Regions from separate parts of the Mus musculus genome. Here region 1 is linked to region 2. Evidence: chromatin loops called from intact Hi-C (ENCODE). Cell type or tissue: heart. All regions are shown on one strand. Links, peaks and the distances in the headings refer to the core of each region. The heading gives the core; the rest is flanking DNA.

Evidence for each region. Hi-C counts contacts between places; a loop is a spot of excess contacts. Peaks named below come from ENCODE experiments on the same cell type or tissue, not always from the same donor. Only the 100,000 strongest peaks of a DNase experiment are listed, where the experiment ranks them.
Region 1: it touches region 2 in a loop (3-fold over the local background); 8 of 42 quality-filtered maps call a loop at or near these places.

The regions. Positions count from the first base shown.
Region 1 is chr17:36,888,839-36,904,553 of GRCm38, reverse strand. It overlaps Trim31 (tripartite motif-containing 31), which reads right to left and starts at 6,424. Exons shown (of 8, transcript NM_146077.2): 1 at 5,787-6,424; 2 at 4,567-4,662; 3 at 2,675-2,905. The coding sequence starts at 6,200. Trim40 (tripartite motif-containing 40) reads left to right here and starts at 14,429. Exons shown (of 6, transcript NM_001033235.3): 1 at 14,429-14,577; 2 at 14,861-15,708. The coding sequence starts at 15,370. In heart, for the core only: CTCF peaks have their summits at 7,757 (motif pointing right) and 12,048 (motif pointing left); no DNase peak of the experiment used is centred there; H3K27me3 peaks cover 382 bases.
Region 2 is chr17:37,041,555-37,057,269 of GRCm38, reverse strand. It overlaps Gabbr1 (gamma-aminobutyric acid (GABA) B receptor, 1), which reads right to left and starts at 11,304. Exons shown (of 23, transcript NM_019439.3): 1 at 10,981-11,304; 2 at 10,494-10,575; 3 at 9,613-9,816; 4 at 8,664-8,849; 5 at 7,473-7,493; 6 at 6,111-6,271; 7 at 3,005-3,139; 8 at 2,363-2,533; 9 at 1,323-1,424; 10 at 909-974; 11 at 291-482. The coding sequence starts at 10,575. In heart, for the core only: CTCF peaks have their summits at 7,199 (motif pointing left) and 9,094; DNase peaks (open chromatin) are centred at 6,659, 7,159, 7,529 and 11,249; H3K4me3 peaks cover 4,639 bases; H3K27ac peaks cover 2,719 bases; H3K27me3 peaks cover 1,144 bases.

The DNA.
Region 1 (15,715 bases), core at 4,628-12,627, 150 kb after region 2:
CAATTGGTACTTTGGCATCTAAATTGAAATGTACAAAAGACAAACTAGCATTCAAAGACTTAGAACCAAAAAACCACTCAAGAATATGAAATAGCTCATTAATATGTTTAAGCAGGCTGAAATGATTATATTTGAAATACTGGGTTAAATAAAATGTTTAGAATGTTTTTATTACATGTACTTTTATCTGATTTTTCTTTTGAAACAGAGTAGCTCTACTTGGCCTGGAATTCCACATGTAGACCAGGCTGACTTTGAACTCACAGAGAACTGCCTATCTCTGGCTCCCAAGTTCTGGCATTAAAGATGTGCCACTATGCATGAGTCTTTTCCCTTCCCTTTTAATGTAGCTACTAGAAATACAGATGGAAATATATTTTTATTGTATTTTGTATTTTAAGATTTATTATTTTTTAAGAATAATTATTTTTAAATATTTTATTTTTTTAATCTTTAAATTGTGTTTATATGTGTGTCTATGTGTGGGTTTGTGTGTGTGAGTGCAGGCCAGAGATATCTGGACCTGCTGGAGCTGGAGTTACAGGTGGAGGTCAGAGGAAACCTTGGGAGGTTTGGCCCTGTTCCTCCACCCTGTGGGTCTTGGGTATGGAACTTGGGTCCTCAGGTTTGATGGTTTGTCCCTTTGCACAATGAGACATTTCTCTGGCCTTGAGGTATACTTCTAAGTAACAAATGTGTCCTAGGTTATAGTTCTACACTGTGAGCTGGGTGTAATGGCACATGTTGAAATCTCAGCTCGTGATTAGGGAGTAGGAAGATTCGATGATGTCATCCATGGTTACATAACAATAACCCATTCCAGGCCACCCGGGTTGCAGGGGATCCTGTCTCAAAAACAAGAAAAAGTTCTACATTTTGTGTGACTCTCTTTCTTTTTCTTCTTTCTTTCATGTGTGTGTGTGTGTGGGGGGGGTGGTGGTGGTGGGGGGTGGTGGTAGGGATGGTGGTGGTGTGTGTGTGTCCAGGCTAGCCTTAAACTCTAGTGCTCTGGGAAGTCCTCCCAATTCTGATTTGCTAGAATTACAGGTATGAGATATTATCTTAGTTAGGGTTTCCATTGCTGTAAAGAGACACCATGACCACGGCAACTTTTATAAAGAACAACATTTAATTGGGGCTGACTTGCAGGTTGAGAGGTTCCATCCATTATCATCAAGGCAGGAGTATGGCAGTATCCAGGCAAGCCTGGCAAGGGAGGAGCTGAGAGTTCTACATCTTGATCTGAAGGCTACTAGGAGAAGACTGACTAAGGCAGCTAGGAGGATGGTCTCAAAGCCCATACCTACAGTGACACACCTACTCCAACAAAGCCACACCTTCTAGTAGCACCATTCCCTGGTCCAAACATATTCAAACCTCCACAGATAACATGCCCAGCTCTTTGAGACAGTCTAGATCTTTGCTCATGCTAGCTTTGGACTAGCAACAATCTTCTTACCTCCGCACCCTGAGTTATAGGTGGGGCTTTGGTTCTCAACCTTCCTAATGCTGTAACCCTTTAATACAGTTCTCATGTTATGGTGACTCCCACCCCATACCATAAATTATTTTCATTGCTAGTTCATAACTGTAGATTTGCTACTGTTATGAATTGTAAAATAAATATTTGATATTTCTGATGGTCTTTTGTGACTCCTGTTAAAGGGTTGTTCAACCCCCAAAAGGGGTCATGACCCACAGGTTGAGGACCTCTGGGTTAGGTGAAGAAGAACAGCAGTTGGTGGATTATTTCAGGAAAGTATGTGATTAAAAAAAAAAAAAAAAAAGCTGGGGGTGGTGGCGCACGCCTTTAATCCCAGCACTCGGGAGGCAGAGGCAGGCGGATTTCTGAGTTCGAGGCCAGCTTGGTCTACAAAGTGAGTTCCAGGACAGCCAGAGCGATAAAGAGAAACCCTGTCTCGAAAAAACCAAAAAAAAAAAAAAAAAACCCAAACAGACTTTAAAAATGAGGCTTAAGGGGCTGGAGAGATGGCTCAGAGGTTAAGAGCACTGACTGCTCTTGCAGAGGTCCTGAGTTCAGTTCCCAGCAACCACATCATGGCTCACAACTGATGCCCTCTTTGGATGTGTCTGAAGACAACTACAGTATACTTGTATTCATAATAAATAAATAAATAAATTCTTTCTTTTTTTGTTAAATGAGACTTATTAGGAGAAAGGGCCTTGGGTGGAAGAGCTATAGAAAGAAATACCACAATATGTCAGAGACAACAGAATGGAGCCTTATGGGGAAGGAGAGGCTACTCTCTGAAACCTGGTGAGGAGCTTTATCAAATGTGATACCTTAAAGTAAGAAAGATAAGGGTCATGGTTGGGATGATGGCACTGAAGGGAGTGTCAGGGAAATTTCTCTAAAGGAAAGTATCTGACTATTATATCAATTCAGGAAGCCCATAGGCTTTTTCAAAATTTAGATTTATGTAACAAAAGGCATTGAGCAGCCAGGTATTTGGAGCTGTTAGACCATAATGTAACTCAGATTCTTAACTGTCTTTTAGAAAACTGGTGTGTGTGTGTGTGTGTGTGTGTGTGAGAGAGAGAGAGAGAGAGAGAGAGAGAGAGAGAGAGAGAGAGAGAGAGAGAGAGAAATAGAGAGGGAGAGAAATAGAGAAATAGAGAGAGGAGAGAATCTATTTATTCACATAGGACTCACCTTTAGTAGCTCCATGGATGATGATTGCAGCCTTATTTTCAAGGATTTAGTGAGCTTCCTTAGAGAGTTCAGCTGCTTCTCTGTCACAGTGACATATTGTCTCAACTGCTTGGCTCCCTGCTGCTCCAGCCAGTCCAGCCTGGACAGGAGGAAACTCTCTTCCTCATCTAGTCTCTGGCGCAGGAGCTTGAATTCCTCATGGATCTTTAGTTTCTCTAGATCCACCTGGGCCTGGGGACGAAGGAGAGGATGCAGATATGAGATGACCATGAGAAGGGTCCTCCAAGCCTCCTTTAAATTCATAATTCCCATCCTTCTTTTTCTTTCTAGGCAGAGTCTCACTATAAAGCCCTAGATAGCCCAGAACTCGTTAAGTACAACAGGATAGCCCTGATTTCCACCTGCCTTTGCCTCCTAAGTGCTGGAATTAAGGGCGTGCACCACCACCTGGCACCACTCATGCTTTAAGAGTATTTAAAGATTACACTGAGACCAATTCAGAAGAGCTTCTGGGCATACCTGTTGGAAAGGGGAAGCAAAGTATTTACAGATTTAGGCCAGATGGCATGCTTTCATTTGCCTTAAGGCCACCAGCCAGATGTGCTGGTGCACAAGTAGGCAATCTCAGCACTTCAGGAGGTTAAGACCAGGCTCAACTACTTGAGCCACCATCTCCACAAAAGACAGACAATATGACCATTGAAAACCCAGGGTAAGGGTGGAGTTCAGTTGATGGAGTGGTTGCTTGGCATGGGTGAAGCCCTGGGTTCAATCCTCAGCACTGTATAAACTGGGCATGCTATTATAGCCCTGTAATCCAGCACTGGGAGAAAGACAGAGGCTTGGAAATTCAAGGCTATTCTTCTCTACAAACAATTTCTAGCTTGGGCTAGATCAGATTCTCTGTCTAGGAGCTGGAGAGTGAGTTGTTTAGACCACTTGCTGCTCTTGCAAAAGACTCAGATTCAATTCCCATAACCCACAAAGTATCTTATGCCCTCTTCTGGTCTCTACCGGTAGGTACCAGGCATTTATCTGGTATACATATTTTATGTTAGCAAAGCATTCATTCATAAACAATAGATCTATAAATAAATAAATAAATAAATACATAAATAAATACATAAATAAATAAATAAATAAATAAAAGATTGTCTTAAATGTCAATGGGAGAAAACCACAAACAAATGAATGAAAGAAAGATAAAGAAAGAAGGCTTTTCAGCTTAACTGCCTTCATAACTGAATTTTCCGTGGATGTAACAAAAACCAGCCAGCCAAGTCAACAGCATCTGGGAGATGGTGATGGCATTCCCAGGGGGCAGGGTCAGCATTTGGGATGTAAACCAACCAACAAACGAATAAAATAATGCTTTCAACTCTTCCAGAATTCCGTTCCTAGCATCTGTGTAGGGCAGCTCACAAGTGCCTGTAATCCCAGTTCGTCTGGTCTTTTCCAGTATTCACACGAATGGCTTTTACTCATATGCAGACACATACATATACACACATATAAAAATAACAAAAATAAAACTTTTTTTAAAACATGCAAACAAAATGAGGTGGAGATGTTCAATGGCGTCATAGTCTCTGTCGTTTCTTACTGTGGGAGTCTCTAGTTAGAAAGGGCTTGGGTGAGCCAGTGTGTGGGTGTTCTCTACACAGCCTGCTGTGGGTGGAGGAGCAGAAGACCTGGCACAGCATTCAGGCAGTAGTTAGCACAGCTAGGGAGCTTGGCTCGGGAGCACGGCTCAGGCACCATACACCCTCTGCCCTGCCCCTCACCACCACGTCAGCAGGATTTTATTCCTGCTTGCTGTATAAAGGAAGGCTAGGAGCTTCATCAGCAATGCCTCAGTTTCCCCAGAAGTGTTTGGAATGAGCATTTCTTACCCTGAACGCCCAGATTGCCCCTTCACCTTGTTTTTTCTCTTCAATTATTTTCTTGTCCTTTTGCCCCAAATCTTGGGCCTGTGACTCAATCTGCACCTGTAAGGAGAGGGTGCTTCAGCCAGGCTCTGACTCTTGAGAGGCAGGGAAGATGTTCCAGGGTACTGATGTCATTATTAGCAGTCCTCCCTGGCCCCCATCTCTCGATAGGAACAAGGAGGTGATGGAAAGAAATGGAACTTTAGTGACTTGAGAAAATACTACTAATGATCATTTGGATGGCGCTTTGGTATTCTCAGGGGAAGACTTCTCCTCATCCGTCCTATCACATTCTTTAAGAGATAGGTTTCATCTGCCTCACAGAGAGGCAGGGCCAGGACCAACCAGGGGATGGAGCTCTGTGGTAGAAGAGCACTGGCTTATCTGGATGTCTCAGGCTCTGCTTTGTAAGTTAGCAGTGGCTGGACTTGAATGAGACCTTCTGAGTTAAAATTTGCACTTAACAAAGAGCACACATGAGCTGGCCCATAGTCCCCACTACATATGTATCAAAGAACCACCGTGTCTGGCCTCAGTGGAAGGGGATGCGTTTGGTCTTATGGAGGCTTGATACCCCAGAGATGGGGGATGCTAGAGGGGTGAAGTGGGAATGGGTAGGGGGCATTACCCTCTTAAAGGCAAAAAGAAAGGGTGGGATAGGGTGGAAAGATCATGGAGGGGAACCAGAAAGGGTAATGTTTGAAATGTAAATAAAAAAAATAATTAATAAAAAATTATGTTTAAAAATTAGTACATTATTAATTGTGTGTGCAAGTTCAGCAGAGTGCTATGGTGTGTGTGTGTGTGTGTGTGTGTGTGTGTGTGTGTGTGTCTGTGTTTATGTGTATGAAGACAACTTTCAAGGGTGAGTTCTCTCCTTTTATTTTGCATGTCCCAGGGATCAAACCAATTTTCTCCTTCTACTATGTGGGTCCTTATGGTCAAGACAGGCACTTTTACCCTCTGGGTCATTTCGCCTGCCCCTAGAGTACTATTCTGATTCTTCGTCTTGCTTTGGTTACAGACTGGCATTTTCTAGAACTCAATTCTTTGAGCCCACTGGACCTGGCTATAAATGGCCAACTCAAGTACAAAGAGTACAGCAATGGGTGTCAATCAACTGGGGCCTCCCCAGTGAACTCTACTCTGCTGGGCTGGGGGCAGAGAAGGGCCCAGGTGCCTACCTTGTAGTTCTGGGCAGCCTCATCTATCAAGGTGACATTGTGAGACTTGTGGTCCTTGGAGTCACGACACACCACACAGAGGAATGCCCCATCCTGCTCGCAGAAGTAATGTAGCTTTTCCTTGTGCCTCTGACATCTTGAGTCTTCCTTTTCTGCTTGGATGTCAGCAGGATCCATACTTTGGATCTTCTCTGCAAGACTAGCCAGCAGCTTATTGGGCCTGAACGTATTCTTATTCACAGAGAGTTTGCAGAGAGGACATTGGATCTTTTCTGACGTTTTTCCAACCTGACTGATACACTGCAGGCAGAAGTTGTGCCCACAGTCAATGGTGACAGGATCTTGTAGAATTTCCATGCAGATGGGGCAGGTCACCTCCTCCTGCAGTTGGCAGGCCAGAGGTTGGCCTGCCATGATGGAACAGCAGGGCTAATCTGAGATGTGAAAGTACAGAAATCCAAGGCCTGGTGCTTGTAAGAGAGAAGGAAGCAGGAGGCAGAGGTTGAAGAGTATCTCAGGGAGAGGATTAGAGGAGAATGAGGGAAGGGGGGGTTAAATAAATAATGACAGAAAAGAGTCAGCGATAAATGGGGAATATTCTAAAGAGAAGAAAACAGATGGTCAGTCCTCTCTCCCTGTCTCTCAAGAACAGAAACCGAGAGTGCCTGCTGCCTATAAAGTAGAGCAAGACTTCCTGGACCTTGAACTAATTAAACATATCTTTCTGAAGCAGATTCAGAGAACAGAAAGACGAAGTGACAAAGTCCACTCAGGTGTAATTGGGGAGTGGAACTGATCGCTGGCAGCCCCAGGAAGGCTTGTTACCACCCCAGCAGATCTCTCACTCCCAGACCCTGCCTTCTGTTGGGTATTCCTTCCTGTCTCTGGTACCCCAGCATCTTTGAGTCATCCTTTGTTCTGTTTGGCCTGTCTGTTACTTCCTCTGTCTCTGTACTTCTCAGATTCCCCACCTACCCACACACACACACATCAGCTTGCCTGACCTGTGGACTTTAGCTTGACAAGGAAAGTATCAGCCAGGGTCACCGACATTTCCATTAGTAGCTCAACACTTCTTAACCCTTCCTCTTGCTCTTTTGTGCCCAGGAAGACGGTGCTCCCTCCTTCCTCCCTCTCCATCCCCACTAACCTCTCCTCTCTTCTGTTCTGTCATTAAAACCCAAACTGTTAATTTTTAAATAAAAATGTTTTAGATTTGTGTATTTTAATTTTACTCACATGAAAGTTTTGCCTGCACACACACACGCACACACACACACACAGAGTTAGTATTAATTGTATGCAAATGGTATGGGACCACCCACTGGAGCATAGGCCACTACAATGCCACAACCCCAGAAACTATCAATTGCCAATAGCTCCTCAGTGTGAGGTGGGGCCATATGAACCCTTTCCTATTTAGGTTGGAAAGTTGACTGGCCTGGTCTTATACAGGCAACCAATGTGTTCATAGGGCAAGGCCATTGGCAGGTCACACAGGGTGTGGAGGATTTTATGGCTATAGCCCCAACAATAGTTCCTTGTCATTTGCCAGGGACAGTCTTGGCTTTACCTTTGTCCCCTCATAAATGTCAACAGCCCTTCCTTTCATTCTCAAAAGTATCCACTCATATTATAGAGGTTACTTTGATTACAGCAACTACTGAAAGCTGAACACTTTCAGAAATACTACACCTACACTTCTCAGCCTTTTGGCTAAGATCAAGTGTAGAAATACCAGACCTCAGGCCTGTCTATTTCATTCACTTTAAGGTTGAATTAAAGCAAATATTTTTGTAAGGTTTTATAACTTGCATTCATACTCAGCTGTCAGATCTAGAGGTAAAATTTAATTTATTTTAAATTAAATCATTTCTTTGATTTAAAAAATTTATCTTCAGTATTGCTATTAGTAATTTTTTTATGTGTATAGGTATTTTGCCTGGATGTGTCTGTGAACCACATGCAATACTCATGGAAGCCAGAAGAGGGCATCTGGGTCTCCTGGAGTTGGAGTTACAGAGAGTTGTGAGCTGCCCCTTGGTCACTGGGAATATAACCTGGTTTCTCTGGAAGAGCAGTCAATGCTCTGAATCATCTCTCTAGCCCCCAGAATTTAATTTTCAGGCAAGTTTTGTTTTGTGTGTATTGTGCTTAAAAAACAATGACAAATCAGAATACGCTGATGAGGGTGCCTCTTTTTTTTTTTTTTTTTCCTTTCTTTTTTGTATATATTATTTCACTTACGTCTCACTTCTAAATCTTCAATATCTGTTGTTCAGGGAACTGAGCATGTTTCAGGGTCACCTAGAATGTGTAAGACCCAAGGCACAAAGACAGACATGCATGAAATCCCAGCACTGGGAAAGTAGAGACAAGAAGATTAGGAGGCTGAGTCCACACTGCCCTTACAGAGGGCTATTTCTCCCCAGCCCCTGTTTAGAGATTTTTTTTTACATGGATTTGGGGCGTTTTGACTTTTGCCTCTGCAGAAAACCTTAAGTTTTTCTGCCAAGTACTGAAGGTCAATGACTTGTATATTGTTAAATCCCTATTGCAATGCTAAGGTGCATTGTGAGACTTTCTTTGGAGATGCAAATATTTTATCAAAGTCAACAAGAGTTCAAAGGGTCCTGTGTACTCATGAAGCTCATCTGTCAATCAACCCCTTAGTAATGTAGACTGTAGGGGCGGGAGAGGTGGCACAGCGGTTAAGAGCACTGACTGCTCTTCCAGAGGTCCTGAGTTCAATTCCCAACCACATGGTGGCTCACAACCAACCGTAATGGGTCTAATGCCTGTTTTGGTGTGTCTGAAGACAGCAAGAGAGTCATACATTAAAAAAAAAAATCTAGAATGTGTTTTTTTCATTTGAATTCAAACTTTAATTCAGTGTTTCTCAACCTGTGGGTCTTGCCCATCAGAAAACACATATTCCCAATGGCCTTAGGAACTGAGACACTGCTCCTCCATAAAATTACAATTATAGCAACAAAATAATTTTGTGGCTGGAGGGTCACCATAATATGAAGAACTGTATTAAAGTAAACTGTATAAAGAACTGTATTAGGAAAAGTTGAGAACCACTGCTTTAATTCAATAGGTTACTATTTTGTTAGGAACTGAAAGACTTTATTTTCTTTAGAAAAAAAAAACGTTTATTTGTGTGTGTCTTGTGTCTGTGTATGTATGTGCATGAATGCATATGTGTGGGCGTCTGTGTATGTATGCCACATGTGCCTGTGGAGCTCAGAAAGATGAGTCTGATGCCTTCAACTGGCCTAATCTGCGGTTGTGAACCAGCTGGTATGGGTACTGGGAACTGAACTTTAGTTGTCTGGAAGACCAGCAAGTGTTCTGAACTGGTGAGCCATGTCTCCAGTTCAAGATATTTTGTTATAATATAATAATCTATCATTTTTCAATCATTTATCATTTATCAATTTTCTATCAATTTTTGATGTCATAATAACCTCCACTGAATTTATTGAGGAATGTAAGAAGTAGTTGTATCCCATGATACATACACTGCACTCCTGAGAAAGAACCTTTTAGACTAGACACAGATGAGACTGGTTTATCCACAGATTTACGGTGTTTCTCATCACAGGTCTTCTGACTTTACCCTTTAGTCCCTGGTGTCAGGTGAGTTATCAGCAGGCATTGTGGAAAAGCCATTTTTCCATGGAGCCACAGTTGGCACTAACCCAATACACACTCACCAGATACCTTAGTAAATGCAAACCACACAGGCCCTCTTTAATCGCTCGTACTCTGAACCCCAGATGCCAATCATTACAAGGAAAAGCGTTGGGATGAACCAGCAAAAGTAACTATGAATACATTTCACAGGACTGGAGATGGTTTAGCGATTAAGAGCACTGGCTGAGCTGGGCAGTGCTGGCACACACCTTTAATCCCAGCACTTGGGAGGCAGAGGCTGGCAGATTTCTGAGTTTGAGGCCCTCCTGGTCTACAGAGTGTGTTCCAGGACATCCAGGGCTACACAGAGAAACCTTGTCTCGAAAACAAAATAAAAGAGCACTGGGTGTCTTCTGGTGTGTCTGTAGACAGCTACAGTGTACTCACATACATAAAATAAATGTCACACACACACACACACACACACACACACACACATATATATATATATATATATATATAACAAATTTTACAAAAATCAGATGACTGTGTGAACACACAGTGAATGCCCATCTAGGGCCTTAGAAAACGCAGTGCAAAAGTGAGCACCTTGGCTGTGGATGCCACACACAGCCACGACATAACTCAGCTCTTGCCGAGCTCCTGCTTCTGTCTAACTCCTCCCCCTAACTTACTCCCTGCACTTGCCAACTCCTTTCGCTTCTTCTCTGGACCCAGTGAGTTTGAAAGCTCATATATTGCTCTATTTCAAGGAAGTGTATAATAGCATAGCCGTATGCTTTTGTTGACACAGGTGTGTCTAACAAGTCAGATGATCCTACCCATTCCACTCAAGAGGTAGAGATAGACATATCTCTTCACAGCATCTATAGCCCAGATGTCCACACTGCTCCATCTGCTGTGTTTTTTGGATGTCTCCTAAGACTGTAAATAAGGATTATTTATCTAGTGAATGACTAATTACCTCAATATACTTTGTGCTAATTAGATTTTTGTTTGTTTTTGTTATAGTGATAACACTTACAATCTATTCTCGTGCACTTTAAAAAGACTGTGACCACCACAGCTTTGGACCACAGCTTCCTGACTGTCTCCCGGATGATGAGATCACAGGCATGTTCTACTATCCGCTGATTGATTTGGGTTTAATATTATTGCTGTTGTTGCTTTTGGAGATCAACCTGTGTAGCTCAGGCTGGCTGGCCTCCCACTCACGGTACAACTTAGAATGATCTTGAACTCCTGTCTTTAATTCCTTCTTGGTCTGGGATCACAGGCACAAGCCACCTCAACTTGAGTTCGGTTTCTCATGCTTTGCCCTACTCGAGACCTCTACTGAATGTTTGAGGTTGTCCCTCCAGGCCATCAGGTAGAATTCAGGGGCTCCTGCCAAGAGCCCTCCATGTCTCCTGAGTCCCAAGAGCTACCTCATTTTTTCCGAGATCTGTATGCTCAAATTTAGAGCCTCATATCTTTCTGTGGTTTTCCTCATATCTTTCTGTGGTTTTCCTAAGTGCTCTCTGGATTGTGTAGCTCGGTATTCAACATGGTGGCTGGCAGTTCCCCGGAGCTGGTGTTTACATTTTGGACAGAGGATGGGGCTTATCAAAGGACACAATTGCAGAGCGGATAGGTTTTCTCACAGATACACTCTCCTCCTTGGTACAGCCTCAGGTTGGCCTCCAGCTCAATATATAGTTGAGGGTGACCTTGAACTTTTGATTCTCTGATATCCACCTCCTAAGTGGTGGGATTAAAATTATTCATCCATCATGCTCAGCTTTATTACTGCTGGAGATCAAACTTCATGTTTGCCAGGCAGAGACTCTACCAACTGGATACAGTACAGACCTCACAGCCAAATTTTTTCTGCTCTGCTGTGTGTATGTACATGTGTGTGTACTGTGTGTGTGTGTACACTGACCCCATCATATCCTATATGGGATAGGGACAAACTTCAAGAGTCTGTTTTCACTTTCCATCTGGTTGAGCCAGGGCCTGTCTTGTCTTTCTTTGTTGTGCAGAGTGCTCCAGGCTAGCTCCTGAAAGCTTCTGTCTCCCATCTTGCCTTGGGAGTTCTGGAATTGCATGTATGCACCACCACATCCAGCTTTTTAAATGTGTTCTAGGGATGGAAACATATCCATCTAGGTCATCAAACTTGTGTGACAAGCATTTTTGTTTATTGAGCCATCTCTCCAGTCTCCGCCATAATTTCTAAAAAAAAAAAAAAAATAGCTTGGGAACCTGGTGAATAGCTCAACCTAGGAGCACTCGTTGCTCTTGCAGAGGAATCAGGTTTGGTTCCCAGCACCCACATGGCTCACAATTGCCTATAACTCCAGTTACATAGGATCTGAGACTCTCTTCTGATATCCATGGACATTATGCACAAAGTTCATATACAGAGAGAGAGAGAGAGAGAGAGGCAGAGAGAGAGAGAGAGAGAGAGGCAGAGAGAGAGAGAGAGAGAGAGAGAGAGAGAGAGAGAGAGAGAGAGAACAGGGCAGTGGCCCCAGCTTCCATTCCCTTAAAGGAGAGATTCTGAAACCAAGTCCTAACTTGGGAGGCAGCACCACCTACTGTCCGTGAAGGCACAATGCTAAAACATTTGACTGAAGGAGCCATGGCTCTATTTTGGGCACAGTTTAGCGTAATTCTGACTAGAACAATTTAGAAGGAACACTGAACTTGAGCTCATGAGATGACATATAAGGAAGCTCATATAAAAAGTTGATAAGGAGATTAAAACAGGAATCAAGTGGGGCTAGGGCTGGGGTGGTGGTGGATTCAAGGCTCCATTAACTAGTAGTTAACTAATGGGTGTTAACTACAAGAAGGAGAGTGAATTCTGAGCCTGGCTTTATTGTGTTCACCTCACTGTACAAGGAAAGAATGTGATTAAGTCCCGAGGTTAATTAAATCCTCTAGCCACATAGTTTCCCTGTATCGGAAAAGGAACCAGGAAACAGAAATTCTTAAAGAAGAGTGGCTTTGTTTAGTTTGGCCAAAAGAGAAAGAAATACTCTTACTCCCCTCCTCTTCTGAAGCAGTCTTATAATTCTATAGCTGAAAGGAGCAAGGTCAGGGAATACGCATATGCTAATTTAATAGGAAGTGAGTCTAGCTGCGGGGACCTCCTTTTCTGACTGGAACGAGGCTTCTCCTTTCCCTCCTCCCATGGGAGGCTCCTAGAAATTCTTTAGGGACTGTCTCAGTCAGGGTTGCTACTCCTGCACAAAACATCATGACCAAGAAGCAAGTTGGGGAGGAAAGGGTTTATTCAGTTTATATTTCCACATTGCTGTTCACCACCAAAGGACTGGAACTCAAGTAGGCCAGGAAGCAGGAGCTGATGCAGAGGCTATGGAGGGGTGTTACTTACTAGCTTGCTTCCCCTTCTTGCTTTCTTATTGATCCCAAGACTATCAGCCCAGGGGTGGCATCACCTGCAATGGGCCCTCCCACCCTTGAACACAAACTGAGAAAATGCCTTACGGCTGGATCTCATGGAGGCATTTTCTCAAGGGAGGCTCCTTTCTCTGTGATAACTCCAGTTTGTGTCAAGTTGACACACAAAACCAGCCAGTACAGTGTCCATTAGTCTGGTAGCCAAAGGAAGGGATACCCTGACTCTCCTTAGAGCATCTGGTCTCCCACCAGAATGAAAATTCCAACATAATCAGAGATGAGGAGGAACCAACGGCCATCAGAGAGAATCCAAGGTGGGCCAGTAATGATCCCAAGTGTCAATCACCACTGCACATGAAAACTGATAAAATATCACGAGGATTAGTTTAGAATTGTCAATACAAATTCAAAAAAAATCTGAGTGATAAGGCTTAGGATGTTGCTCAGAAGTGGGGTACTTGTCTGGCATACATGAAACCCTGGGTTCAACCCCCAGCACTAGTGGCTCACTCCTGTAATTTCAAAACTTGAGAGGCGGAGGCAGGAGGATCAGAAATCAAAAATCATCCTCACTTACATAGAGAGCTCAAGGCTATCCTGGGCTACATGAGACCCCGTCTCAACTGTGACTACACACACACACACACACACACACACACACACACACACACACAAAAGAGAAAGAAATGCTTCTTGTTGTAGTCACAGTTAGGTTAACATAGATCCATTTTGTTTGTATTCAGACAACTTAGACATTTCTCACACAGGACTGCAGATTCTGAACGAAAGGCTTGAAGTACCCAAATTAGGCTAAGTTTACAGGGCATAAAATGATGGGAAGATATCACTCTGCCTCCCCCAATGCAGCATGGGCAGCAGTCTTTATAAGAGGAGCAGTAAAACTACCTAGGGCATCAGGGAAGAACACCTTTGGGTATGTCAATAAGGGTATTTCCAGACAGACTTAAGTGAGGAGGGAAGACCTGCCTTCAAATGGGTGGTATTGTTCCATGAGCTGGGATCTAAAGGGGGAAGTGGGAGAAAGCCAGCTGAGCACCAGCAGGTATCTCTTTTAGATTCATGATCCACCCAGATGTGAACAACCACCCTATGGTCTTTCAGTCACTCCTGTCTCCACACTTTCTCTACCATGATGAACAGTAGCCTCAAACATAAGCCCAGATAAACCCTTCCTCCCTTGGTTTACTTCTTGACAGGTATTTGGTCACAACTACCAAAAGAGTAACATATACCTTGTGGTATCCTCCAGGTACCGCCACTGTTGAAGCTGGGACTATTAAGGACAATTATGTGGACCGTCCTCCGCATCACCCAGGTGTCACGGTCATGTGACACATCTAGAATTTGTGGTTCCACATGTGTGAGGTTCTTGGGGCTCATTCTCAGTTGGTGATATTTGCATTCAAGTTCTGTGAGATTTGCATTAAAGGCACTGAGACTTTCCTCTTCCCCGTAAGAAAATATGCCACACCCTGCCACAAAGTTCATCTCACTGTTCAGTGAGTGCAGCTCATGGGTATTTTCATTTCCCTGATAATTCACTGCTGAAGCAGGAGGAATCTCTTCACCTTCTCCCTAGTTTCACAGGCATGTGAGTGTATATAATTGGCATAATTCAAGAAGAACCGGCTCATCTGCTGGTCTTCTCCCTAGGTCTGGAGACCAAGAAAATGAAGTTGAAAAGGAGAGATTTGAGGTAGGGTATTAAGAGAGTAATTTTGGGGAGGGTGCTCAAACAAGAAGTGGGGTAAAGAAGAGGAGGAGGAAGAGGAGGAGGAGGCACTTCCTTTTTTAGGTCATCCTTGGAAGTTGTTTGAAAGGAAAGGACAAAGTAGCGTCATATGTTCTCTCTCTCTCTCTCTCCCTCTCTCTCTCCCTCCCTCCCTCCCTCCCTCCCCCTCCCTCCCCCCTCTCTCCTGTTCTCTTTCTCTTTCAACATGACATCATTGCACTCTTGGATAACTTGATGGTTAATAAAGGGTCACTGACAAGGTTCCACCTTAAGAGGTTAGTGGTATCAAACAGCAGCAGTGAGCCCTGTAGGGAACCAGCCCCAGAGGGGACACATAAAGTTCTGTCTGAATTCTCCCTGCCAGCCACACAGTAGAGACTGTCAGCTTGTCGTTGATAGTTTACTTCTGGCCATGACCGTAACAAGGTGGCCTAAAATTTAGCTTTAAACTGTAAAACGATTGCACAGAAAACTCTCAAAACAGAATTGGGGTTTGGAGCTCCTGCTTCCTCCAGGTCTGTGGAAGAATTGTATAAGGAATAGTTTCAAGTTTAGCAAATACTGAGTTTTTTTTGAAATCCCTGCAGGATTGTGTCTCTTATAGTCCAGACTCTGGACTCTCTGATAGTGGACAGTGGCCTTAAGTCCAGGCCCCAGTCCACTTTATCTTGCTCCAGATCACCTTCTACCGAGCCCTTTCACATGGGACAATCTGGCCTTCAAAAGACCCAGTGGGGAGACTAGTGAGGTGGGACCATGGGCTCTCTTGACAAGGACAACCAGGACATTTGTCCTATCTGCCTGGATCCCCTGAAGGAGGCTGTGAGCACCGACTGCAGACATCTCTTCTGCCGCATGTGCCTGACCCAGCACATGGATAAGGCTTCAGTCTCTGGGATTCTCAGCTGCCCAGTCTGCAGGAAGCCATGTTCCGAGGGGGTCCTTGGAGACAATTACATCTGCCACACCCACCAGAAGAGGGTGCGCAGGTTCTGTGAGGCTAGCGGACATCTCTTGTGTGAGGAATGCCTCCAATCCCCTGAACACCAGTCCCATACTGAACTCTCCATTGAAAATGCCATCAGCCACTACAAGGTAAGCT
Region 2 (15,715 bases), core at 3,867-11,866:
AGGGAAGCTCTCTGGGAAAAGTGTGCTTCATGTACAAGACTATATTACCATTAACGCCTCTCTCCCTCACTTGACTTCTCACCAACTGCTCCTTGTTTCCATGGTAACAGCCCTTCCGCTCATCAGAAGCCTACTGTATGCTCCACAATTTTTCTCTCTCGCCCAAGGAAATCAAGCACAGGTAGAACATGACGCAAACAAGCTCAAGATGGGTACAGGCCCCTTCCCATCCCCAACTCCCCTGCTATTCTCAACCCCTGCCTCTTCCCTCTCCTTCGATGTTCCCTCACCATGTTGGAAATGCTTCGGGTGTTGGCAGGGTTCAGCATGACAATCTCCGTGGTGATATGGCCCTCCACCGCCTCAGTCATCTCTTCTACTGTACAATTGATTGACGGGTCATAGGTTTTGAACCAGTTGTCAGCATACCACCCGATGAGAAACCAGACATACTTCTTCCCAAAGAGCCGTTCCTTATAGACCTGCATTCAAAGTAGGGAGGGAAGCATTGGAGGTTTGTTTTTGTTCTGGGGCAAGTAGTGTTAGCTCATTACATACTGTTTAGTCCCTTAAGAATCAAAGATCAGGATTTAAAAAAAAATCTTCACTGAAATCCACTATATAATCTTCAAATCATAGGAGAGTCTCAACAAAATGCCTCCTTTGGCCACTCAGAAAAGACAGAGTTAAAACACAAAGCAATAAAATGAGAATGTGTGTGTGCGTGCGTGTGTGTCTGAACATAGACAAATAACGAAGTCAGGCCTACAGACAGGCCTGGTATTCATTATCACCTCTGGTCATTTGCTATCAATTTGAGCAGAGATGCAGTGAGGAGGACCCAGGAGAAAAACCACCAGTAGAAAGCCCATCCAGCCCTGCCTCCCTGGTCCAGATTCCATCTCCACCTCACAAAAAACTTTCCGGGCTTCGGTCTCATAGAAAAGTCCCACGATGATTCGAGCATCTTGACGCTATAAAACAGAAACAGAGACGGAGCTCCTGAGGGATGCTAAGAGCGCCTGAGGGGTTAAGCCAGTGCTTTCTAATCGTTGATTTCCTAGCTCCAAGTGCTTAGTGCAAAGAAATGTTCAGTGAATGGGCAGTGGATAAATGTCAACTGGAAGACGGAACTAAACCTTCCCAGGAGACTGAGCCGTCTCACAGAATGAACAACTGCCTCTTCCAGGTTTTCCTCTCCAGCCGACCACCACCCACGCTGATCTCACCGTGGGCTGAGTCCACCATGCCTGCTCTCCCACCTTGCTGACCACCACCCACACCAACCCCAAGGCATGAGCCTACCATCCCTGCTCTCCCACCTTCAGGTTTTTAACAGGCACAGCTGGATCTGAGAAGAAACTCTGTCGAAAAGTGATCTCAATCCCAGCCTCTTTCACTCGCTCCTCCAGGTCATCCAGTGTCTTGGGTGGGGATAAGAAACATCAAGAGTATAGATAGAGCAGAGCTTGCGGCCAAGAACTGACCGAATACTCGCAGTGCAGGAATAGGATCTGAACCTTATTCCAAGAGCCCCTAAACCCCATGAGGAGAGGATGAAAGAAAGTGCCTCCAGTCTTAGGAGGCAGCTTCCAAGATGCATGACAAGCCCCTCCTCAAGATCTGTATCCAGGGATCCTGCCCCATCTTCCCCTCTTTGGACTTTGAGAAGAAAACAACGGGGAAAAAAAAAAAGCAGGGCAGGGTCTGGAATACACAGAATGGTGCCAACTCAAGAGGCAAGTGGGCAGACCATCAAAAGGATCACAGGAGAATGGACTGAGTCACTGAGGGAAAGTGAGAAGGGAAAATTAAAGGGCCACTGAAAATAATGAAGACTCAAAGAAGAGAAACAAAGAGAAGAATCAGGCTACTTTCTCCAGTGTGGAGCCTGGCCATTTCCTCTCTGCCTCTGCAAACCTCCCTGTCCTTCAAACTGTCTGTAAGCATCTCTCCGGGTCAACTACCAAACCCACACACTTGTCATTTGTCTCTTATCCATCTGCCTGCCCCTTTACCCTCTTCTTTTCCACTCCATTCAGCAGCTCCATATTTAGCTGCCAATCACCCTCTACCCCTGAAGGCACTGGAATCCACTACTTCCCTAAGACCCTACTTCTTAGCCCCTCTTGTTTCAACTTGGAATTAAACCTACTTTCATAGAACAGAGTCCTATCTGTCTGGGGAACAAATCGAAATGGCAGAGAGGATTACAAAAATCCAATTCGTGTGTTCCCCAGGCTACAGAAAGAACAAGCACTTCGCCCACTTGGAATGTGTTCTCTTCTGATAAACCATCACGTCCTCCCCGCAAGAGCAGATGCCCCTGGGACCTCACGCCCCACCCCTTGTCTGGACTCACTGAGGTGAAGACCTCGGTAGTCTGCTGGATGGTGGCAATCTTCTTCCAGCCCCACTTTTCGAAGAGTTTCACCCGGGTGGGATTGTGGAGTGTGGCGGATGGATGTGTCCGAAAGAACGTTGGAAACCGCTGTCGGTTTGACAAGGCTGGTGAGCTGGAGCCATATGAGAGCTGAGGCAGAAGAAGGGGAAGTGTCCGTGCAAACTGAGCATGCTAGCAGTGTCCTTACTGCTTTCTTGGCCCTGACTTTTCTCCCAGATCTCTAAACTTCCCCATCTTTGTCCTGGGAAAAGTGATTTACACACACACACACACACACATCTGTGGATCCTCACAGCCCTTCAAGAAATTCTACCAGAGGGTCGGGCAGTGGTGGTGCACGCCTTTAATCCCAGCACTTGGGAGGCAGAGGCAGGCGGATTTCTAAGTTCGAGGCCAGCCTGGTCTACAGAGTGAGTCCCAGGACAGCCAGGGCTACACAGAGAAACCTTGTCTCGAAAAAAAAGAAGAAGAAAGAAAGAAAAAAGAAAAAAAAAGTAGGCTGAGTCCTGGCAGTGGTCCCTCTCCCGAGTCCTCTAGAACATAGCCATGAGCTTTCTACTCAACCCAGCCCAAAAGGAAGTGACCCCCTGCCTTGCATACCACAATAAGGTTCCACATCCGGGCAGCCTCGGCTACCAGTGTGGACACAGAGCTGCAGCCGGGCATGAGGATGATCTTGATGGGGTCGTTGTAGAGTAGTTCATACAAGTACTTGGTGGCTTGCCCTGGGTCGCACTGAGGGAGGAAGGAGGAAATGAAGGTTGGCTCCCAAGCCCCTTACCCACACACACACACACACATACACATCTCACATTGCCTAGTGTCTTGGGCAACCTAGTGCCTTTCCTTAACTATTCACTGCCAGCACCGCATTCTTCTTCCTGTCAAATTTCTAGACTTTGCTTTTGCCTTAAGCGTCCTTCTCTTGTCTTGCATCTGGCACGTTGGCCCTACTCAAAACTGCATGCCCTTCCTTCCATATTAACACATACTCTGCTGTCTCCCACTTCTGCTTATTCTCAAACAACCCTAAGCCCACTCTCTTTGGTCATCTCTGTACCCCACCTCATCCCATGTTTATAGGGTCTGAACATCTGCTCAGGAAATACAAATACGTTCTCTGCAGATCCCTAGGCAGCTCCCTCAATGAAATTTCCACCTTCAATTTCAGAGAACAAGAACAAGATCAGTAGGGTGTCTGCTCTGCACCCTGTCCTTTCCTGCTGGGCCCTGACATTTGACGAGTCCATTAGAAAAAAAAAGGGGGGAGGGGGGAGTGCAGAAGAATCTAAAATAAAAGAGATCCAGATAAATAGACATAGAGTGGAATTCTCCACAAGCCAGATGATAGGAGAGATGCCTGAAAGAGATGAAACAGGAAAGCTTAGAGAGGGAAAGAATGGTAGGAGGGAAAATTGGGGGAGGAAGGGCCAGCCGTGGGTCCCCTACTGTCTGTTCCCCTCCTGCTGAAGCATGACATTTCAGAAGCTGCTGGAGCCCCCAAAAGAAGCAGAGAAGAAATGACAGCCAGTGGGGAGTCAGAGCAGAAGGAACAGAGACTAGAGGCACAGGGGACTGGAGAGGGTGAACTTGGTGGAGGGGGTTAGAAAGAAAATAAAGAAGGTATCTGGAGTCTGCTTGCTCCCCACTGAGGCCTGACATTTGAGACACTGTGGGGAATTGGAGACAAGAAGCCCAGGGAGCCAGGGGGAGCTGGCAAATCTGAGCACCCAAAAAAAAAAAACCCAAAACAAACAAACAAAAAAAATCATACTCTGAACACGGCTGCCTGCTCTGCTCTCCACCCTGCCAAGGGCAGGGCTCACCTGTAGGTTTGGAACCTGCTTCCTACTCAGCTTCTTTACAATTATTATTGTTATTATTTTTTACCATTAGTGGGTCCTCCCTGACTTAGAACAGATGCTGACCCCAGCTTCTCCTGAATCCTGAAAGTGTCCCTCCACTGTTTGTCTGAAGAAAGGATTTCACAGGAACAATCAGGATACTCGGAAACCTACAGTTACATAAAACAGGGCCTGTGTGGCCTAATGTGTGCACCATCTTCTGCTTCATCTCTTCTCTACCTGCTCTTACAAAAACCCCACACGCAACCATTTACCCCAACCCGTGACATTCCTAACTGACCACTGGCCAAGGATGGAGACCTACACTGCACCATAGCCTCTCCTTCATGTCTACCTTCTTCTAGTGGCCCCCACCCCTTTTGCTCCCCAACACCCCTAGGGAATCACTTGTCATGGGGGAAGAATTTGAACTCAAGTCAGGCCTCCCTTATCTTCCTGTAGTGCCCCATCTCTGATCTCTTCCCATCTCCCCCTCACAGACAATGACCTATGTTGCTCTCTAACCAGATCAAGACCCTCTCTCTTCTTCCTTCCTCCCTACCCTCCCTCACGTGTAATTTTTTTTTTTTCTTGTGCTCTGCCTCTCTTCCCACAGGCATCCTGGAGTAAGCTGCATACAGCCATCTCCCTAGGCAGGATCTCTATGGATGAAAACGAAGAAACTACTTGGGAATCCTTCCTAAGGAGTTCAAACTAGTATTTTAAACAAATGGTGTGTTTGTTCACTGATGTTTGGGACCCACAGAGAAGGCAAAAATTCAAGGGAACTTATGTTGTTGGGGGTTTTTCCCCCCTCCAAGCCCCTTCCCCTAGTGTTCTGCCAGCAGGCTCATTTCTGTCCCCTTTGGAGACACATGTCTATTTTTAGGTGCATACCAATGCTCCACACACCCCAAGAATAAAATGGCCAAATCTTCCACCTGTACAATTTTTCTAATCTCAAATCGCTGGAGCCACATGTCAGAAAGGACCCAAACTTTTGTCCTGTCAGTTCCCTCTTGGAGAGAGACTTGGTAAAGAAATCTCACCATAGACCATCCTCTAACCCCAAAATTTCTTCACCACGACCAACCTTTTCCTCTTCCCCAAAACTACATCCTGTTTTCTCTCTTTTCAGATCCACTAGGCCATAATAAAACCAAACGCTAAAATCAGGACCCCCCCCCCACCAGGTTCCACAGGAGGCCCAGGGTTCTGACTGTTCCCACCCTCCTCCCCACCCCCTCCCCGATCCATTCTTTTTGATCTCCCTGTACACTGACTCTTCATCCCCAATGCTGTTGTAGGGGTTCCTTATGGACCCCCAATACACTCACTCTCCCAGTGCCTCAGCCCACCTCTTAACCATTATTAGTCTTTCCCAGAGCTGTAGGCCATATTCTCACAGGAATCCCCTAAGAGATAGAGATGAAGAGTCAGGCAGCTTTACCTTGCTGTTTGTTTTGACAGATAAAGTAGAGCCCTCTTGCCTCTCTAAATCCTTCCCCCCTTCTCTCCATATTCCTTTCAGCCCCAACCTACGCCAAGATTTACCTTGTTACCATGGTAAATGTAAACCCCTGAGCCAGCTGCCCACCTCTGACGTCCCTTCCAGCCCCCAACCCTGGCCAGGGATAGCTTACTTTAGAGGATCAGCACCTAAGACCCCCACCACTTCTGTGAATCTCCTACTGCCTTCAAGAGAGTCGGCCTTCAGAGCCACTGAGATATCCCAAAGCTCCCGCACCTCCTGTGCGTCTCCAACCAGTCACTCTCGGGAGGGGTCTGCTTCACAGTCCCAAAGAGGATCCATAGCCCTCGCCTCCCACCACCCCGGCCACGCTGTCCCTCACCCCGACTACCTTGCTGTCGTGGTGGATAAGCTTGAGCTCGTAGTCCGGCAGGATGTCTCTGCGGCTGTTAACGTCCTCCAGCGCCATCTCCACCGCAGGCTGGCAGGCCTGGCCCCCCGGCCAGCCCCCGCTCATGGGAAACAGCGCCCCGATGTATACTGCACGCCGTTCTGAGGAGGGGTGCGGGGGGACCCTCGGGTGAGGCCGCGGGAGATGAGGGGAGTGAGAGGCCCACACCGGAGCCACCCCAGCCGCCATCACCAGCAGAAGAGGCAGCGGCCACCCCACCGGGGTACAGGGTCCCCCCGGGCCCATGGCGAGGAGGGGCGGGGGCGGCCTCCTTGGGGTGGGGGCAGCTCAGGGGGGACACTTCTTCTGGGGAAGGCTTCTGGGAGGGCGTCGGGGAGGCGCCTCCATCCCCGGTCTCATTGGGGAGGAGGGGCCAGAGCCCGGGGAAGGCAGAGACGTGGGCTTCCTAGGGCCAAGAGACGCTCGCTCCCGCCACCGCGGACTCTCCTCGCCGACTGACCGACCGACAGAAGGGAGGAGGGAGAAAAGGAGCTAGGAGGGGGGCTTGACGTCACGGGCTGGAGGCGGGGATAGGAGCCAGTGCCGAGGCCCGAAGGGGAGGGGAGAAGAGGGAGAGCGCAAGGAAGGGAAGGGTCTCTGCCTAAGGAGACTAGAGGAGAGGATAAGGATTTGGAAGGAGAGAGGATAAGCACAGAGCAAAGAGGGGAAGCGAGGGTGGGTAGGTTAGGAGAGGAAGGTGACAGTTCTGAAAGGGGGATATGGGAAGATGGAGCGAGGAACTAAGGGTAGGAAGAGCGAGAGCGATGGGAAAGGCTTTGCAGAAGGGGAGAACTGGTATGGAGAAGTGCAGCTTAGGAGAAGGATAGTGTAGTTGAGGGAAGGCTGGAAGAAAGGTGATGGGAGAAAGGGTCTACAGAGGATGCGAGGCTCGCATGGGTGGGACCAGTGAACAGGGTCGACGGAACCTCGCAGGTAAAACCTGGGTAGGGGGTGGCAAGAGTAGGTCCCCGAGGTCTGAAGGAACCCCACGAAGGAGAGATCTGGGATCCTCCGGCGCGCGGCTGCCCCCTACCGGGCTTCGCGCTAGAAAGCTGAGTCCGAGAGGAGCGCGACCCGGAGGAGCGTGGCCAAGCAGGGAAGTGGGAGGGAGCGCGACCCGCGGAAAACCGCGATTTGGCGGCAAGAAACAGGTAGGAGAGGAGGGCCCGGCCTCAAACTAGAATGGGTGGTGGGACATGAGTAACAGGACACCCACAACCTAAGCAAAGATATCCTGCTGGTGGAGGGTGAAGAGTGAGGGGATGGGGGCGGCAGTGCACGCGGAAGGGTTTCTGATCTCACCTGAGTGTGGCGTTCGATTCACTGGCAGCAGGAAAGACGGGGATCAGAGAAGAGTTACCAGGGGCGCCCAGCTTCCCAGGCCTGATCCCCAGCCCCCTCCCACACCTGTTCATGCGGAGCGGAGACTGCGATGAGGGAAGGGTGCCTGAGGATAAGAGCAAGGCGGGGCTAGGGGTCAGGACTCGTGTTTTCTTCAATTATTCAAAGGACAACAGAATTTGTTCCAGCAAGTAAAGGGGGTCGGGTGCAGCTGAGTTTTGTAGAGCTTGAATATTATATACGTATATATAAACCTATGATCTCTTTAAGAAGACAAATTACAAAACAATTGGTTTTAAATAAGTGCTGTTTAAATACCTTAGTTTAGTAAGTTCTCCAAAGGTTGGTTAGCATATGCACACAGTCTTAAGAGCTCAAAATAAGGACTTAGTCAAAATGAAGAACCCTGAAGCTTAATTCATTCCAGGAGAGAAGAGTATATATATACAAGAGTTTGGGTGCCCAGAAAAGGGAGACGTTTGCAGAAAAGACAGCAAAGAGGCAAGCAAGGGGGTAGCAAACACAAAAGCAATCAATTATTCCCTCAAGGAATGATCAAGATTGTTAAAGTATACACAAGACTCAGTCTTCTTCCATCTGCCCTTGAATTATCACTGTTCTGGTCATTCTGCCCCAATTTTTTTGCTTTTTCCATGTTTCCAATCCCATATCTCACCGACTTTTTCTAAATGTAATGTATGATTTAATTCTGAATATTTACAGCAATTCCATTATAGAGTGAATAGCAAAGGACCAGTCCTAGAAGAGTGATACAGAGGATGTTCTAAGTCTACGGGGGGTGGGGGGGGAGGGTAGTTTTTTCCAGGGAGGTGGGGAGAGCAGTTTTTTAACTTTAAGAAGCTGAGGGGGGCGGAGTTGAGATTAATGAAGGAAAAATAAAAAAGGTCCAAGATTTGAAATCAGGAAGAACACACTAAAGGAAAGGAGGGTGGGGGGAAGCCCAACAGAAAGGACCGTGGAACCAAGTCTGAGGCAGGTGGGTGGTGTAAAGATAGGTTTCACCTGCATCCTCCCAAACTCCTCCCCGACATTCTTCATAGCAACCATCCATTCCCTCTACCCACTCCCACCCCACTCCCATTCTAGGGCAGGCACCCTCATCAGCTGCAGGCAGGCAGCTGTTCCCCTCACCCTGGCAGTGGGGCTTGGGGGTGCTCCACTGGCCCTGACTACAGATGCTCCGGGAGCTGCCCACCAGATGGAAGTCGGGGTCACATCGGAAATCCACCCGGGCTCCATCCAGAGCTGGGAGGTCCCCACCCGTCAGGAAAACCTTCCCATTTTCCAGGGTCAAATAAGACTTGGAGCAGATTCGGACTGTGGAGAGACAGGAAAATAAGAAAAAAGGCAAGTTGTAGAGGATCCTTCCCCTAGGGAGTACAGAGAATTAGGTTTGGGTCTGGGTTCACAAGCATCCTGCTCCACAGGAAATCAGGTGTGCAATGTCTGTGCCTCCCTACCTCCCCGTTCTCCCCAGCCCTACCCCCCCCCCCAGTATTCACATTCCTATCAGAAAAAAAAAATAGCATTTCTATTGTAGGAACTCAAGATGGAGCTATAAGCACACAAAACAGATACTGCTCAACAGCACAGTAAAGTGGGTACTCTTCTGCCTTTGAAATGTGTGGATGGACGTAAACCTGGATGCAAGACCAGATTTGCTTTTCTTATTATGGCTGGTCTATACTACTACTAAACTGGCTTATATGGTCATTGAGTGGGAGACAAAGGTGTCAGAAAATGTAATGAAATCGTCTTATAACTTAAAAAATAATCTCTCATTAATGAACCTCAAAGGATAACTCAGATGAAAAATCAAAGTTATTTCACCCAATGATCAGTATCCTCATGAAGACGATGAAGTGAATGTGCTGGCTGCTTAGCTTGCTTCCTCCCACTAGCTGCTCACAGCAACACCCCTCCTCCTACATAGTACTCATTCATTAAACGTATTTGTGAATTTGGTTCCACTGGATTTAAATTGCTGACTTGCAAAACAACTAAGGATGGTCTGCAACTGAGAATGGAAGGGCCTGAAGGAAGGGGGCAGGGATGGTGGGTGGCTTCCCAGGCTACTCACCACAGCGACTGGGTGTGTCCATATCCGTCCAGGAGCCGTTGGCCAGGCACTTGCGCACCTTGGGCCCCACCACCTCGCGTTCGCCCCGGCACACATATTCAATCTCATAGTCCACAGGCAGGAAATTGATGGCCTTCACCTGGTCGCGAGTCAAGCCACGGTACCTGATGCCACCTTCCCAGGGCGGATGTATAATCTGGCAACCTGAGAGGGAATGGGGAGGCACAGGGGAACCGTGGGAGCGGGAAGGCAGCGCGCAGTGGAAGGGGGAAGAGCAGGGCGTGGTCAATGGTGGGGTTGGGGCAGGGGGACAGAAAAGGAGGGGCACACGGGACACACGACTGGAAGCTGGGAGTGGGAACAGTTAAGAACCCCAAGCTGCAGAACCCAGCGTCGTGGGTTAGGGCTAAAGCTGGTGCGAGAGTCCACCGGTTAAGAAGTATAATGGAGACAAATATCTAAGAAGAAATCCTAAGGGCTATAATGTTCGGTGGTTTAAATGAGGGACAGGGCCGAAGGAGAATACCGGTGAGGACCACACAAACCCACTGAACAAGGACCACACAAACCCATCAAAGCAACAAGGTGGACTACGGAAGGGGGGCGCTGTAGTAACGTGGGGCCCGGAAAGGGAGGTGGGGCTGAGATAATTCGGGGTCACAGAAAAACGGTGTAGTGTAGCAACGTGAGGTAGAGGAAATGGGTGCTGGTGGTGATGCGGAGTGACAGAAAGGAGGTCAGGAGTTGTGAAGTGGCTGCGGACCAGGATGCCAGGGATGGGGGCGGGGGGAGGTCCTGCCGCAAGAGTGATGAGGAAAGGAGACGTGCAAGGAAACGAGCTGTGGGGTGGAAGAGGTCCAGGGCGCCGGAGATGGGTGCACCTTCCGAGGTGACGTTGGGGGTCTGAGCCCCGCCAGCGCCCAGGGGGCGGAGGAAGAGAGGCACCAGCAGCAGCAGCAGCATCTGAGGAAAAGGCAACAGTGAGGGCACGGAGGAGCCCGCCGGCCGCGGCCTGGGCCAGCCGACGGACAGGTCTCGCTCCGCGCACCTCACGGGCTCCAACCGCGCGGTTCGGGACGCGAAGGGCGCCCCGCGGAGGAGGCGGGGGCGGAGCCGCACGGGCTGGGGGGGAGAGGAGGAGAGAGCGCCTGTCCCCACCCTCCTCCGGCCTCCCTCGGCCCCCCACCCTCCCGGGACTCCACCTCCTCTCAGCAGCCCCTGTGGCTAGCGCTAGCCCAGCTTACCCACGCTCAGGGGTCCCGCTACCCCATCACTCGCCTCTCGCACCCGAACCCCACGCACCCCCCGGCCCTACCCTACGTCCACCGGCCTCCTTGCCAAGCCCCGGTCGTGGGGCCCCGGTCTTACCTCGGCGGCCGGTCCCGCTCCGCGGCTCTCCCCGGGCCTCAAGGGCCCAGGCCCGGCCGCGGCTCCCCGTTCTCCCTCCCGGTCCTCCAGCTTCCCCTCCCCCTGTTCTTCTTCCACAGGAATCCAGGCTCCAGCCCGGCCGGGGTCTCTCCCCTTCGCGATCGCTACCCGCAAACCCCACCCCCGTCTCTCCTTCCCCGGGGCGACGGCGGCCGCGAGAGCACGGTGCCGGGAGGGAAGGAGGCGGCGCCGGGGACCGGGGAAGCTCTCGGGCGGAGGGAGGAAGGAGGGTGCAGGGGAAGACGGGGCGGGGGGAAGGGAGGGGGAGATCGGAGAGGGCGCCTCCCACAACCCGAGCCCCAGGAGCCGCCCCGGATCCCGGCCCCTCCCTAGACCGCCCACGGCGCGGGAGGGCGTAGAGGTAGGATGGAGGGGAACATAGGCGACCACGCATGCAGGCGGGGGACTAAGAGCTGCCGAGAGACCCGCAGACTAGACTGATGGAGACAGGAGGGGGGGCTGTAGGGGGTTATAGGACCCAAGCCTAAAGCAGAGGAGCTGGCACAAAGACAAGGAGCCTGGATGAAGGTGAAGAAAGGATGTGTTTGTACAAAAGGAAGACAGATCTGGACCTGGCGTAAGGAGGGAAGACGTCATATGCCTGGGGAACAGACCTTGAAGGGGAAGGGAGAATCAAGGGTCAAAAGGGCAGCCGATGGTGGAGGGAGCACTAGGAGAAAAATAGGATAGAAGAGCTAGAACTGGGAGCCCCGGGTGGCTCGTTAGTCCAGCAGTAGGCTACTTGCCAGCTTATGGCGGGGAGCAAGAGATCAGGGGCATCAGAAGAGATACTGAGGTAGATGGAGAAAGGAGAGGGCATAAAGAAAGAAAACCTCTACGTGAGCATGAGCCTGTATTATCAACACTCGGACCAGACCTGCCATTCTTGACTAAGGGTAAACTGGAGGCCCTGACAGAGAAGTCTGACAGCCAAAGCTCCTGCATTGCGATTGTCTGTCCATAACTTGATGGACAGAAAGATGAAAAAGGGAGTGTGGCGGGGGCTGGGGGAGGCACTCCTTTGCTGGCTAGTTCTTCCAGAGAGGTGGGTGGAAAGCAGGTATTATGAGACCCAGGAGAACCAAGGCTCTCAACCTTCAACCCTATGTTAGAACAAGTATTTGTAATGACTCCTAAACCACGAACTAATAATCATAGATTACATCACTTCCCTATGCACGTGACTAAAAAGAACAAAATATTTCCCCATCTATAAGAAGGAGCATAGCAATTTGCTACAACATAAACAGTATTTTAGAGTGAGTGCCGTTTCCCTCGAAGCAGGCAAATGCTTACACCTCTCCTTAGAGTCACAGAAATGAAACTTCTACCAACACACTGATACAGGTGCATAGCCAGTGACTCAACTACCTCCGGCATGTTGCCATCAATGTAGTGACTTCAGGAAATGTTGAGCAACTCTTGGTAGCAAAGTCAAGCTTCCCTAAACTCACACAGAACTGTAATTGCATTCCTAGAAAGTTCGCTGCATATTCAGACCATTAAAAAAAAAAAAAAGACTATTAAGTTCTAGGCTCAGATAATTAAACACAAGTTTTTACCTACATGAATGTCCTGGGGGACTTCTGAAAATCTGGATAAAGAGAGAACTCTTATCTGGCAGGAGGACAGCTTTTACACAGGTTCTACCCATATGTACACCCCCTCTCACAGTTCTAAATACAAAAAAAAAAAAAAAAAAAGCCCCACAAGCTTTTAAATGTTGCCTGGAAAGAGTCTGAGAACCACTGGACTAAATAGTGAGCAAAAGAGAGTAGGAAGGAGTTCTAACCACCAGAAGAGACAGCCACCCTCCTCTGAGTGGCCTGCCCTCTCAATAAGACCAACTGAAGTTATGGATACCAGTGAGGGAAGTTTCTCAGATAGTCAAAAAGAAGAGCTACCTGGCCGGGTGTGGTGGTGCATGCCTTTAATCCCAGCACTTGGGAGCAGAGGCAGGCAGATTTCCGAGTTCGAGGCCAGCCTGGTCTACAAAGTGAGTTCCAGGACAGCCAGGTCTACACAGAGAAACCCTGTCTCGAAAAAAAAAAAAAAAAAGAGCTACCTGACTCTGACTGACTCTCTGCCAGGCCTTGGCTAGTTCTTCTAGCCAGGTGGTATCCTGTGGTCCTGGCAAAGCTGAGTTCACAAACCCCTCCCCAAGTCCAGCAGGACCCTGCCTCAATGCAACATCTGAGCAAGCATGCTCCCTGGGATCACAGACTACTCCCAACATCTTTGTGTAAGCACTCTGATTTGCTTGCCTCTAGAGCATTCTGTAGCTGCCATTTCCTCCTTTCATACCTTTTCACCCTCCAGTATACTTTCCAGAGTTCCTTATCCATGTTCCTCGGGACACTTGTTTAGATTCTTCCTCAAACCACCATGTGTCAGCCCTGTTCTTCCCACAGATATTGTACCTAGCAGGAGATACGATGTCGGGAATGAATGTAGAGCCTTGAGCCCTCTACTTCCTTCTTTTCCTTCTAAAAACAAAAAAAGCAAAAGCTTCTACAGGTGAGCCTTTGCAATGCTACCTCCTTTGTGTAGTTTTTGTTTGTTTGTTCTGTTCTGTTCTGTTTTGTTACCATTTTCCATGGAAAGAGGCGTTTCTACTCAGATTCCCTATGGAATGGCCAACCTTCTTCTTTATCGTGCTTCCCAAATTCTCCTTCTGATGCCTTTCCCCCATTCTTTCTCTTCCACCCTAGAAAACACAAAGCTTAATTATCAGAAGGCACGGAAACACAAGAACCAAAATAGCCCAAGTTGTTGATGATCTATAAAATTCTGGGCTCGGGGGCTGGCAAGATGGCTCAGTGGGTAAGAGCAATGACTGCTCTTCCAAAGGTCCTGAGTTCAAATCACAGCAACCACATCTGACGCCCTCTTCTGGTGTGTCTGAAGACAGCTACAGTGTAGTTATTTATAATAATAAATAAAAGTTTGGGCCAGAGCAGGGCAGGATTGACTGGAGCAAGCAGAGGTCCTAATCCCAACAACCACATGAAGGCTCACAACCATCTGTACAGCTACAGTGTACTCACATACATAAAAATAAATAAATCTTAAAAAAAAAAAGCAAAAAAATTCTGGGCTCTTCTGGTAGATGATATCTCATTCTCAAACCACCACATGAAGTAAATGGACATTCATGCTCTTGTATTCAATTAAACTGCTTTGGAGAAGGTGAGACAAAGCAAGGATAGCATAACTAGAAGTCAGCCCAGCCAATATTTGAACTCCAGCTTCTTACTTTGCATCCAAAATTAATTTTCTTTCTTAGACAGTCTCACTGTGATCGTTCTCATTTGCTTGGCCCCAAGAGTGGCACTATTTGTAGGTGTGGCCTTGTTGAAGTAGGTGTGTCACTGTGGATATGGGCCTTAATACCCTTGTCCTAGCTGCCTGGAAGTCAGTCTTCCACTAGCAGCCTTCCAATGAAGATGTAGAACTCTCAGCTCTGCCTGCACCATGCCTGCCTAGATGCTGCCATGCTCCCACCTTGATAATAATGGACTGACCTGTAAACTGAACCTGTAAACCAGCCCCAATTAAATGTTGTCCTTTATGAGACTTGTCTTGGTCATGATGTCTGTTCACAGCAGTAAAACCCTAAGACACTCACTGTGTAATCTTGGCTGGTTGGAACTTGTTGCCTAGAACAGGAGAGCATTTCACTTGCAGCAATCCTCCAGCCTCCACCTCTTGAGGGCTAGGGTTATAGTTATGTACCATTATATCTAGTCCATATTCAAATTCTTCATATTGCATTTCAAGGTTTAGTTTTGCCAGGCATCATAGTACATGCCAATAACCCTAGCACTTCGGAGGATGCTGCTGGAGGACAACTAGGTCAAAGCCAATCTGTGTTACATAGAGAGTGTGAGGCCAAACTGAACTACAAAAATAAATAAATAGGTTAGAATTTAGTCTTTGTTTTGGGTTTGTTTATCTGTGTAGTTGTGCTTTTATTGCTTTGAAGTGTTGGTTTTTAGGTACTGCCTGCTAGTTTGTCTAAGTTCAAACTTAGGTCAGGTTCTCTTAAATAGAGTCAGAACTTAAAAGATTTGGCCTCTCAGGCCCATCTCTATCACACTGTGTGCATTAGGTCTCAGCATATGAATTGGAGGAGAAGGGTACACACACATTCAGACCACAGCAAGTATGTATTCGTAACACTTCTGGCCTTGTTCTTTGTTCCAGCCTAGGGCATAGGAAGATTGGTTATACTGCTGTTGAGCCTTTGCAACTATACACAGGTAGGTCTAACCTAGAATTCACAAAATTTCAGTGAAAAAAGACAACGCCACCGTGAAACCCTTTCTCTACCTCACGTCTCCCTGTCTCGGGGACACTCAGAGCCAATAACCAGGTTACCAAGTTGGCAGTGTGAATTGGCTCTATAAATAATGTCTCCGCGAATAAGTGCTTATGTAATAAGTGAATGGGCACAATGTAATTAAGTTTTAGAGTAACCAAGGCAATAATAAATCAGGAAAGCTTATCTTTACAGTATGGATGCGTATAGGCTAACTGACCTTGACCAGGCTCAGTTTTTACCAATACAAATTTAAATTAACAGACTTTTAAATATTTCAAAATAAATAAGAATATTATATATATATATATATATATATATATATATATATATATATGTATGCATATACATGTA